2 separate regions of the Mus musculus genome follow, and region 2 is linked to region 1. The links are chromatin loops, found by intact Hi-C in ENCODE. Cell type or tissue: heart. All regions are shown on one strand. Links, peaks and the distances in the headings refer to the core of each region. The heading gives the core; the rest is flanking DNA.

Region 1 (5,366 bases), core at 130-5,129:
CTCACCTGCATTCTGGTAGACTACCACATTCATATTCTCCCAAGTTCTGGCTGTTCCTGACTCAGCCACCCCTGCAGGCAATGTCCCCTACTCCCTACCCTCGTGATGGACTGGTGAGGTCTGAAACCTTAAATGAGATGAACCCTTTCGTCCCTCCTTTAGGTGGCTGCCAGGCGTTTATTTGTCAGAGAGTAGAACGGTGCCAACACCATTTCTTTTGACATCCTGCAAATGTGAGGTTCACTGAGAAACTTAGGATCAGAAGTAAAAGGCAGTTGGCTCTACAAAGGGGGAGCCTTTTAGAGAGGCCACACTTGCCACACTCCCTGTTTCTGAGCTTCTCCTGGGCTCCTCCTTAGGTTTCTTCTCATACCACACTCTTCTGAAATGGTCTTCTCTTTACCCACTTTAGCTCCCTGTCCATTCTTCAGTTTGGCTTTAAACACAGATGGAAAACAACCCATGGGCTTCAGAGCAGGCATCAGTTACTTCCTATTCTGCCTAGCAACCCTGCCTCACCTACACCATCCTAAGCCCAAAGCCTTCCACTCTTCCGCCCTCCCCCAGCAGGTTGCCAAGTGTGAAGCCACCCTTTGGAGGTAGCCCATGTCTTTCCTGTCCACTGCCAAGGCCTTTATCTATACCATCCCACCATGTCTGTGGGAACTCCCATTAAAGAGTCTTTTCTAGACCCTTGAGGCCCCTATTCTCCACATAGCCCCAAGAACGAGAGCCTCTTTTGCTTTTTTTTTTTTAAATGACAAGATTATGAACTAGTTCATACACAGAGAAAGAGCACTGGAAATGAACCCAATAAATATCTGTATATCTACCACCTGGAATTGACAAAGTGCAGAGAATTCACATCTAATTTCTGTAAATAAATATGTCCAAACGCAGATTTTAAAGAGTCACTTTCTAGATTGAGAAGCCTCAGAGAGCCACGTATGGTGGCTCACACCTGTAATCCCAGCACTTGGGAGGTAGAGATGGGAGGATGACTGTGGGTTTGAGGACAGCCTAGGCTGCACAGTGAGTTTCAGGCAAGCCTAGGCTATATAGCAAAACCCTATCTCAAAACCACCACAAAAAGAGGCGGGTGGCACTTCAGCGGGGCTGGGGATGCAGCTTGGTGGCTGGGACTAGAGCACATACTTACCCTGCACAGGATTTTAGAGTTTCACTAGTTCTAAATTCACTTACTGTGACTTCTGTGGGTGTGCGGTGCCTACAGTCTACACACTTTGCTGGTTCGCTGGGCCTCAGAGTCCTGCTTTTCCTGCCAGTGTGAACAAATGTCCAACAATAAGCAACTTACGAGGACAACAGGTTCACTAGGGATTAAAGAGCATTAGGAAGGTTGAGGACCACTGTCCTAATGGTTCCACAGCCTTCCCAAACAGTGCTACGAGCTGGAGACCGAGTGTTCTAACTGACAGGTGAGCCCACAGGACATTTCACATCCAAACTCTAACACTCAAGTTTCCTTGTCAGTCAAACGATGGTGACACCACTAGTTACTGCTGGAGTGATTAATCAATTTCATCCTTAATAGCCCTTTAAAAAGTTTATCCTTTTGCAACTTCATTCATACATCCTTTGATATATTCCTTCCCATTCCCCCCTGTCTTGACCCCTTACCCTCCCTCTGAACCCCCTTCTCCCACAAAGTCCCTCTCTCCTATTTTCACATATCCCCATATTTAATTAGGGTTATCTACAAGAACAAGGGTGTGGGGTTATTTACACGAGCACCAGCAAGCCTAAGTGTTTAAACCACTGTAGACTGCCCCTCTGCCTGTGACTTAGTGGTCCATAAGTCCTCAGGAAAGCTGGCTTTCTGAGTCTCTCCTGCCTCCTTGACAGAATGTGGGTGAGCTCAGCCTCATGCAGGGAGCCATAGCTGCTTGGTGCAATAGCCACTGGAAAGTTGAAGTTCTAACTTTTCTTCTACTTTTCTTCTTCTTCTTCTTCTTCTTCTTCTTCTTCTTCTTCTTCTTCTTCTTCTTCTTCTTCTTCTTCTTCCTTCTTCTTCCTTCTTCTTCTTCTTCTTCTTCTTCTTCTTCTTCTTCTTCTTCTTCTTCTTCCTTCTTCTTCTTCTTCTTCTTCTTCTTCTTCTTCTTCTTCTTCTTCTTCTTCTTCTCCTTCTCCTTCTCCTTCTCCTTCTCCTTCTCCTTCTCCCCCCTCTCCCTCTCCCTCCCCTTCTCCCTTTGCTTTGCTTTCTTTTCTTTTTAATCAAGAAATGTTTTTTATTATATATTTTATTTACATTTAAAATGTTATCCCCTTTCCTGGTTTCCCCTCTGAAAAACCCCTATCCCCTCCCCTCCCCCTGCTCACCAACCCACCCACTTCCTCTTCCTTGCCTTGGCATTCCCCTATACGGGGGCATCAAGCCTTCACAGGACCAAGGGCCTCTCCTCTCATTGATGACCAACAAGGCCATCCTCTGCTACACATGCAGCTGGAGCCATGTGTCCCTCCATGGTACTCTTTGGTTGGTGGTTTAGTCCCTGGGAGCTCTGGAGATACTGGTTAGCTCATATTGTTGTTCCTCCTATAGGGCTGCAAACCCCTTCAGCTCCTTGGGTACTTTCTCTAGCTCCTCCATTGGGGACCTTGTGCTCAGTCCAATGGTTGGCTGCGAGCATCCACCTCTGTATTTGTCAGGCAATAGCAGAGCCTCTTAGGAGACAACTATAACAGGCTTCTGTCAGCAAGCACTTGTTAGCATCCTCGATAATGTCTGCGTTTGGTGACTGTATACGGGATGGATCCCCAGGCTATCTTGATTTCCAGTGCCAGAGAGAAGCAAAGGAGAAAGCAGGGGTGGGGGTGGGGCTGAGGGCTGGGGGACTCATAAAGGAAAGAGAGAGAAAGGAAAAGAAAGTATTAGTAGAATTTAAGGGAAAAGACCAGATTGGAGGGAAAGAAGAGACGGGGGGAGATGAAAGAATTTTTAAATGGAGGGAAAGAAAAGTCATAAAATGAAACGGAGGTGACTTTTTTTTTTCCTAGAACAAAAGGGCGTGTTGGGCAGAGTAAAGGTTAGGGTTTGAGTCCCAGGCTGAGCTGCACTGGCACAGGACCAGCTCCACCAGGGGGCAGTGTGGAGCTCTCACTTTCTCTACCTGTAATTCACCTCCTCCTCCAGGTGTGAAGGCCACGCCGAATGAGCTGATGTCATAGCCCTTGGATAGAGTCTGCTACTTGTTATTTGAAGGGTAAGACAGGCATTGAGCTTTTTGGAGATTAATTTTTGATTTATTGGCTGTAACAATGATTTATTCCGAAATACCCCCAGGGCAAAGAAAGGGCTGTAAATATTTTAAATGCTGTTAGCTGGTGACAAGAAATGTTGCTGGCTGGGGAGTAGGGCAGATGGGAATTTCAAATGCCTTCCCTAAATTACTTAAAGGAAGACTCTGATCACTTGCTAGCCTGTTTAAGATCAAGGCTGGCGGGGAGGGGGAGAGAAACATATTAAATTGTCTTATTAACTCCCACAAAGTGTGTTTTCCTTGCTGAATTCATGGGTCTTCCCCAGGATGGGGCAGAATTAGATTTCTCAGACTTCTGGGAGGTCAGCTGCAGAGGCTGCAGACAGATGAGGAAAAAGAGGCAGCCACTGGGTGTCCTCTGACCCAAAGAGCTCAGGACCAAGGTCAAAGCAGGATGTAGGGGAACCCTTTGGACTAAGAAACTGACCCAGACTCCCCAGCCATTAAATGAAGCGATTGTCCTTGAAGGGACCCTGGTCAGCTTGAGCATGTGAGCATGGCTCTGGCAGGCCTTACCCTTCTTCAGGGTTTCCTCAGCCTTGCGAAAGACCATTAGATTACATTCTTAAAGCAACCACCAAGGTCTATCCCATTATCTGGCCACTTTCCCTTCCTGAAGCCAGCTATTGAGGTCCAACTATCAAAGTACTGAAGTCCAGCAATCAAAAGCCCCCCTTTGGGTCATCTAATTAACATGCCCTATTAAAATTAATCATCTCATCCTGACTTGGGGTTTCCCCTTGTGCCTTTATAAACTCCCATTTTCTTATGGGCCACATCTGTCTCCTCTCTATCCAGAGAATCCTTTGTCCCGTCTTTCCCTGGAACAAATACCCTTCCCTCTCTCCCTTGTCTCTTTCCTCTCCTCTCCTCCTTTCTCCTTCTCCCTCCCTTCCTCTAACTCCTATCTTTGTCCTTTATCCCTGCCCTGTGTCCCTCTGGGGAAAATAAATCTTTGTGCTGAGAACTTGGCCTGAGAACTTGGTCCTGGGGGTCCTGGGCTAATACTTTTCCTTTCCATCCTTACTGGTGCCCTGTAGTAATGGTAATGGCTAAAGACTGAGGTGGTAAATCTTCATTTGACATAGTTCAAGTGTCTCTTTCCCCTGCACCAGCCCCTGTCTCATCTGGTTCCATGCTGAGAAGAGACTATATGCTAGTTCCTCTGGCCTCCTCTCTCCCTGGTTCTTGTGCCAGCCCTGATTTTCAGGAAGAGACAGTGATGCCCTCCTGCATGATGGGAGAACCATGGAAGAGCATTGCACCTCAGCCCAATTGGGAAACCAGACAAGCCAGTAGAGCATCGTGGGTGATGATCGGCGTCAGCTCCCTAGGTGCTCCTGTAGCCTGTATCCCTCCTCTCAGGGCTGGAGCCCAGCCAAGGAGAGCCCAGCAGTTAGTGGATACTCCCAAAGTTTAAGAATCAAGATAGAGAGTATTTTCTATGAAGTATATTTAAAAACCAAAAAAGTTGGAGTTGGAGAGATGGCTCAGTGTATGAAGCGTTTTCTGTGAATGCATGAGGGCCTGAATTTGGGTCCCCAGAGCCCATGTAAAAGTCCAGTGTGAGGCTGGAGAAATGGCTGTGCAGTTAGGAGCACTTGCTGCTCTTTCAGAAGGACCTAAATCCAGTTTCTAGTACTGATCTGACAGCCATCTGAAACTCCAGCTCCGGGGGTTCTGACACCTCCATCTGGCCTCCCTGGCACCAGCACACAAATGGCAGATGCTCACACAGATACACACACATGCATATAAGTAAAAATAAAATAAGTCTTAAAGCAAAACGCCTGTAACCCCAACAGAGCAGAGGTGGAGATCAAGGATCTCTGCAGCTCACTGGCAAGCCAGATGACTGAGGAAGGTACCTCAGGGTCAAGAAAGACTCAAGGTTAGACCCCAAGTTCATCTAGTCACAGTTAGAGTGTTAATCCCAGCTGCACACTGCCTGCGTCATGTGCTACGATCCAGGGACAAGGCACCGTCAGGTATCAGATGCACATATCAGTGCAGCCGAGCCCCGAGGGTTAAAGCTCCCTGGAGCACTGCTGCTGGCCTTGTGTCCCTTTCTGAGTTGGATACCAA
Region 2 (5,366 bases), core at 75-5,074, 110 kb before region 1:
GTGATTATGATGCTAATTTGCTGGGGTTATTAATACTCCTCATTTCCCTCCACCACACCTTTGAAAGAAACTGGTGGGCATGGAACTAAATAACTATCAAGTTCAAATACAAGTTCAGCTCTGCCTACGAGGTTTGTCTATTACTTGTAACCTCCACACTTAAGACAGTCACATAGTAGGTGTTTAGTAAGTAGTTGATGGACAAATAAGTTTTACAAAAGCAAGGAGTTTCCTCCTTCCCTTCAAATAAAAGAAACAAGGGGGTAGAGAGGAGGAGGGGGAGGAGCAAGTGAGTGAATGGTAGGGCAAAGGGAAACAAGGAAATTCAGGTGCCAGACCTGTCAGCCTGGTCCTCTCTGCAAAGGGGATGTGCCAGGGACAGTGGTACCTGTGCACCCACTGTCAAGAGGCTGTCAAGAGGCTGTCAAGAGGCGAAGAAGCCATTGTGTGCCTGGCTTGTGGTTTAAGCTGCATTTTACAGAAAGATAAAGGTGGAGGTAGAAACCTGGAGGAGAGGAAGGAAGGTAAACTTGGAGGATGGTCGGGAGAGGATGAGCAGTGTAGTGTGAGAGCAAAGGGAGAGGGAGAGGTGCTTCAGGAGGAGGGAAAAGGAAAGGAGGGACGGGGCAGATGTGGGCAGTTAGGAAGTATTCTGCTGGCCTAGCTTAGCTCAATGAGGCCCCAATCTCTCAGTTCTTATTGCCATTCCATGTCTCCGGCAGGGTAAGCTCTGGCAGGAGATCTGGTTTGGGGGGTGCTTCTAGGTGCCAGACTCTGGGAATGGTTAAAATCCCTGAGGTGCCAGAGAGTTTTTCAACTCGACCCTTTCCAAATAACATTCTGCCCTAGGCCCCAGGCCCCCTAAACAGGCAGCAGGCAACATCTGAGGCAGTCCAGGGATGGAAGAAGGCCAGAGAGGCACAGACCCCGAGCTGTGCTTCTCCCTTCCGCTTCTTCACAACGTCTCCTGGCCAGGAAAGTGGGTCAAGCCACCACAAGGTAGGCAGAAGACCCATTGGCCAGGGAGCCTTCGCATTGTGCACACAGCCCTGGTCCTCCCTGCTCTTTGGAGGACTGTTCAAGGAGCCCAGCGGCCACTGACAGGAGGTTGCTCGCTTCTCCCTCAGAAAGAGAATACTGTCCAGAGTGATGGCGAGGCTCATGAAGCCTGTCAATCATTCTGGATAAGTAAGGACGGGTAGATATTTGCTCCTGGGTCCCCTAGATAATGGTGAAGACGCTGGCAAAAGGCCACTCCTGTTGTCCTGACCTGGCTGCTCTCTCCAGTGCCCTCCTGCCTCCTGGGGTCTTCAAGCAGACGGCAGCCAGTCCATCTCTGGCAACCAGCGGCAGCCAGCGCTGTGCCCAGCCCACCCTCCTCCAAGCCCTGCCAGTCGCCCAATTAGAAGCTGCGTTGGCTTCAACAGATGGGAGCTGCGGCAGCCTGAGGAACAGAGCACAAAGCCCAGCTGACATTTTCCTTCCTGTTCATTTGGTGGGGGAGGAAGGGCAGGGGCAGCCGGGAGCATTGCAACACCCTGCTAGGGCCCACCCCCGGGGTCCAGTTCTCTCCTTCAGCGGCTCAGTTCAGCTGCCTCACCCCGCCGCTCGAGGATCTTGGCTGGCTGGGCAGTCTGCGCCCGCACAACCCTGTCATGCCAGCAGGACAGACGGCCCACCTGTGGCTGGCCAGCCCAGCCTGTCCCTGGCATGATGCGGTGGCCTCAGAGCTGCTTTAAACCGCACAGCGCCCAGGCTTAGCCCGGCCGACCCCTCCCCCACCCAAAAGTCCCATCTTAGACTGCAGTCAGACCCTAGTCTCCCGCCCGGGAGGAGCCTGACTCTCGGTGCCAGATACTTTGTACAGACCCAACCAAGGCCACCCTGTCTTTTTTGCACGGCCACCACCCGAGCTCCCAGGAAGGGAAAGTCCCCTAGGCTCTAGTGCGCTTCCATCCTGCGAGTTCTCCTCTGTCACGCCCTCTCTAACCCCGGGGCCACCTCTTTGGCTCCTCTGCATCTCCAGGGCTCCCCGCTACCCAGCAACAGTTTGAGGGGTTGGGGCCTCTCCCAGTTGGTTCAGGCCCCGACCCTCTCCCCCGCAGCTCCGGTCCAGCCAGCGCAGCGGCCACCTCCTTTGCATTCTCTAGCTCTCCTTCCTTCGCCCCTCCCGGCCTTCTCCCCAAATCACCAGCTCTCCTGCAGGCATCTCGGCGACCGCCGCGGTCGCGGCCGCGCTCCCCTCCCCCATCGGGTCATCAAAGCCCGGGCCGCGGGGACAGGATCTCGGCGACCCTCAAGGCCAAGCCAGCGTCCTCGGAGTCCACAGTCCCGGCCGCCAGGGAGCCGCACACTCACCGCGCGGGCGCTGTCCTATGTCCGTCACTCGCCTCCCGGCTGGGATCGCTGCTCCACGGCGCGCTGCTACCCAGGCCCGGGAGGCTCGCCGGGCGCCTTCCCCAACCTACACTTGTCCTGGGAGTGGTCTCAACGCTGAGCCTGCGAGGGCGTCAGCAGAATGACAGTGTCCCCAATCCTGCGCGCCGCGGCTGGAGGTTGGCGGCCAGGGCCGGCGCTCCCGGAGCGCCGCGCGTCTGCGGAGCACGGAGCAGGCCCGCGGCGCCCGGCGCCCCCGCCGCGCCTCCTCCCTCCTGGCTGCTCGCGCTCGTCCTCCTCACTAGCTGCTCCGCCGCGCTCCCAACCTCCCTAGCCCACTCCGGTCGCCTCCTCCCTGTCTGCTTGCCACGCCAACCCCCTCCAGTCCCGCTGCCATTTTAACTCCTGAGTGGCCAGAAGCCCCTTCTGCCTCACTTGCACACATCCCAGAGGAAGGAGTTGGGTGGGGCCCGATGCTGTAGTTTGAGCGGTCCTTCTGCATCAAGACCCAAGGCTTATGGAAGAGAGGGAGAAGGGCATAGCGCTTGGGGGTCAGGGGAGAAATAAGTGGCATTGCTGATGCTCCCTCCCACTCTCTTGCAAAAGCCAAGAGAACAGATGGGAAATTCAGCTTGTAGGACAGGTGTGGCTCATAGGCACCGCTTAAGGCTGTGACCACATTTTTGCACGGTACTACCCTCCCCAAGTTAACGGTGGACAGGACAAAAGCCGTGGGCGAGTTTGTCCATGGGCACTGGCGGCTCTTCTGTAGCCTTTTCAGTACTGCTTCCAGTCTCCTGGCACATGGTTAGTCTCAGAGGGATTAAGGGAGGCGCTGACAGGTCTACACAGGGACTTGGCCGCAGGGTTCTACACCTGCAGGCTGGTCATCGTGAAGCCATGAAACTAGGAGGTAAAGCAGGACCCAGAAAATGGGTGCTGGGCTACTGCTTGGTGGCTCAGAAAATTGGGGTCACCAGCACACATTGGGGCTTACTTGAAGAGTAGGTCTGCTGCAGTGAAGGCTTCAGGCCCAAGTCTTTGAGAGGCCTTCAGTGTGGCCCACTAAGAATAGGTACCAGAGCTAAGCTTCATAGCACGCCACACCCAATCAGAGCCTGGAAAGTCAAGATGAGAGAAGATGGGGCTCAAGGTGTAGGGACTTCTGCAAGTCGGGGCTTCTTTAGGGGGCCATTCTTCATGACTGGCTTTAGATTAGTGTCCCTGGCCAGACACAGGGCTTCTGGGTTCTGTTTATTCTAAGAATACAACCAGCAGTGACAGCCATGCCTACAGCCTTGTCGAGTGGACTTGGAAGTTCTGTGTTCTGTATAGACAGAGTTGGCCCCTTAATCCTTCCAGTAAGCACATACTAAATACCAGCAGAACTACTCGCTGGTCTCCACCCGCCACCCCTGCTGTGGGATATAATGGCCCTCGGGAGCCGAGAAGGACGGGGTGGAAGTACTTGAAACAAATTTTAGCATTTCAAGGCAATGGAAGGTGCCATAGAAACACAGATTGAAAACGCTGTTCTGGGCTCTGGTTATTCATGGGAGGTTTTATAGAGGAGCCGAGCTTCCAGCTGAGCCCAGCTGGACCGATAGGATTTAAACTGGCAGAGAAAATGGGGACTAGCAAGGCAGGAAAGTTGAGGCAAGCAAAATAGAATAGGTTGTCTGGAAGGTGGGGGCTGGGAGTGGGGGACCAGGCAGTGGAGGAGAGCTAGAGATGAACTAAGAGACACCAAGCCTTTTCACACAGCTCTGTATCAGGCTGACATACGTCCCCATTTAACAGCCCAGCAAATGGAGGCTGGGAGCGGATGGAATTCAGGTCGTCATCCTGGCAGCACTCTTGCACGGGTAGTATGACCTCAGTTATGCAGAGTGGGAGAGCCTGAGACCAAGATCTAGAAACTCATCTGTGGCCCTGTACAGAGTGATTTAGGATGAAGAAAGGCCAGAGGCTGGGAGGGTGGCTGCCGTAAAGACAGGAAATGAAGGAGCACTGAGAAAGAAGAGCCTTTGTAAGGGAGACTGGGTTGGGCCCAAGGGAGTAGAAGAATTCTGCATGGGAGCACCAAGCTTTTGAGTCTGATCTTGCTACTTGTCAAATCAGTGGAATGACGTTCCCAGCCTCAAGACCATCAACATATGCGGATGGATGTCCAAATAAGAGGAGATGTTTGCCAACTCCTTCCCCAGCTCCAGGTCTGAGCTGGCACTCACAACCCTCTGCCTCCTATTACCCACACCACCAAGTGTGTCTTAGCCCAACTGGAGCACAAACTCTGGTGGAAGGCTGTGCCTGACCCAGGCAGCACTGAGATGAAACCAAGATGTTACTGTGGATACCCAACAACTGGTTGCTTCTGTCACTGTTGCAGTTTTTGAGACAGGGTCTCTGTAGCCCAGGCTATCTGTGTGATCCTCCTGCCTCAGCCTTCTCAGTGCTGGCATCATGAGCATATGCCACCACATCTGGTAATAACTAATTAGTGAACAAGTAATACTAGCTAATGGCTGATCCTGGATTGGCAGACCCTGATGTATGGGAAAACCACATGAGCTATTAGGACAAAATTTCTTATAACGAAGTGGGAAAGAATTTATAGACTCGGGGAGATCTGGGCCTGAACCTTGCTGGACCACACACTGTGTAGCTTTGGGAAGGTTATTGAGTGTCTCTTCCTGGTGTAAAAATAGTAATGTTTAAGTTAATTCATAGAGATCTCTTAGTCAAGAGTAGCAATGGGCATTTGCTGACTGTGTCCTGTAGGGCAAGGGTAGTGATCTCACTTATGTGTCATCTAACTGAAAAGTCCCAACAGGCATAGAGATGCCGCAACCCCAGCTGTTTTAGAGGATGAGGCAGAAAGGCTATACACCTGGGTAACTTATCAAGACCTTGCTTCAAACCAAAAGTAAAAAAGGGATGTGTGTGGCTCAGAGGAACAGCTCTGGCCTGGTGTGCATAAGGCCTCAGGT

Evidence for each region. A loop is a pair of places that touch in the nucleus more often than their neighbours do. Peaks named below come from ENCODE experiments on the same cell type or tissue, not always from the same donor. Only the 100,000 strongest peaks of a DNase experiment are listed, where the experiment ranks them.
Region 2: a loop joins it to region 1, with 1.9 times the contacts of the local background. A loop is called at or near these places in 2 of 42 quality-filtered maps.

The regions. Positions count from the first base shown.
Region 1 is chr1:132,769,373-132,774,738 of GRCm38, reverse strand. No RefSeq gene overlaps it. Among named protein-coding and RNA genes, the nearest start is that of Gm31101, 15 kb to the left of the region's middle. In heart, for the core only: a CTCF peak has its summit at 3,097 (motif pointing right); no DNase peak of the experiment used is centred there; H3K27me3 peaks cover 498 bases.
Region 2 is chr1:132,877,668-132,883,033 of GRCm38, reverse strand. It overlaps Lrrn2 (leucine rich repeat protein 2, neuronal), which reads right to left and starts at 2,679. Exons shown (of 2, transcript NM_010732.4): 1 at 2,359-2,679. In heart, for the core only: no CTCF peak of the experiment used is centred there; DNase peaks (open chromatin) are centred at 1,503, 2,173, 2,453, 2,703 and 2 weaker places; H3K4me3 peaks cover 2,351 bases; H3K27ac peaks cover 1,491 bases; H3K27me3 peaks cover 4,225 bases.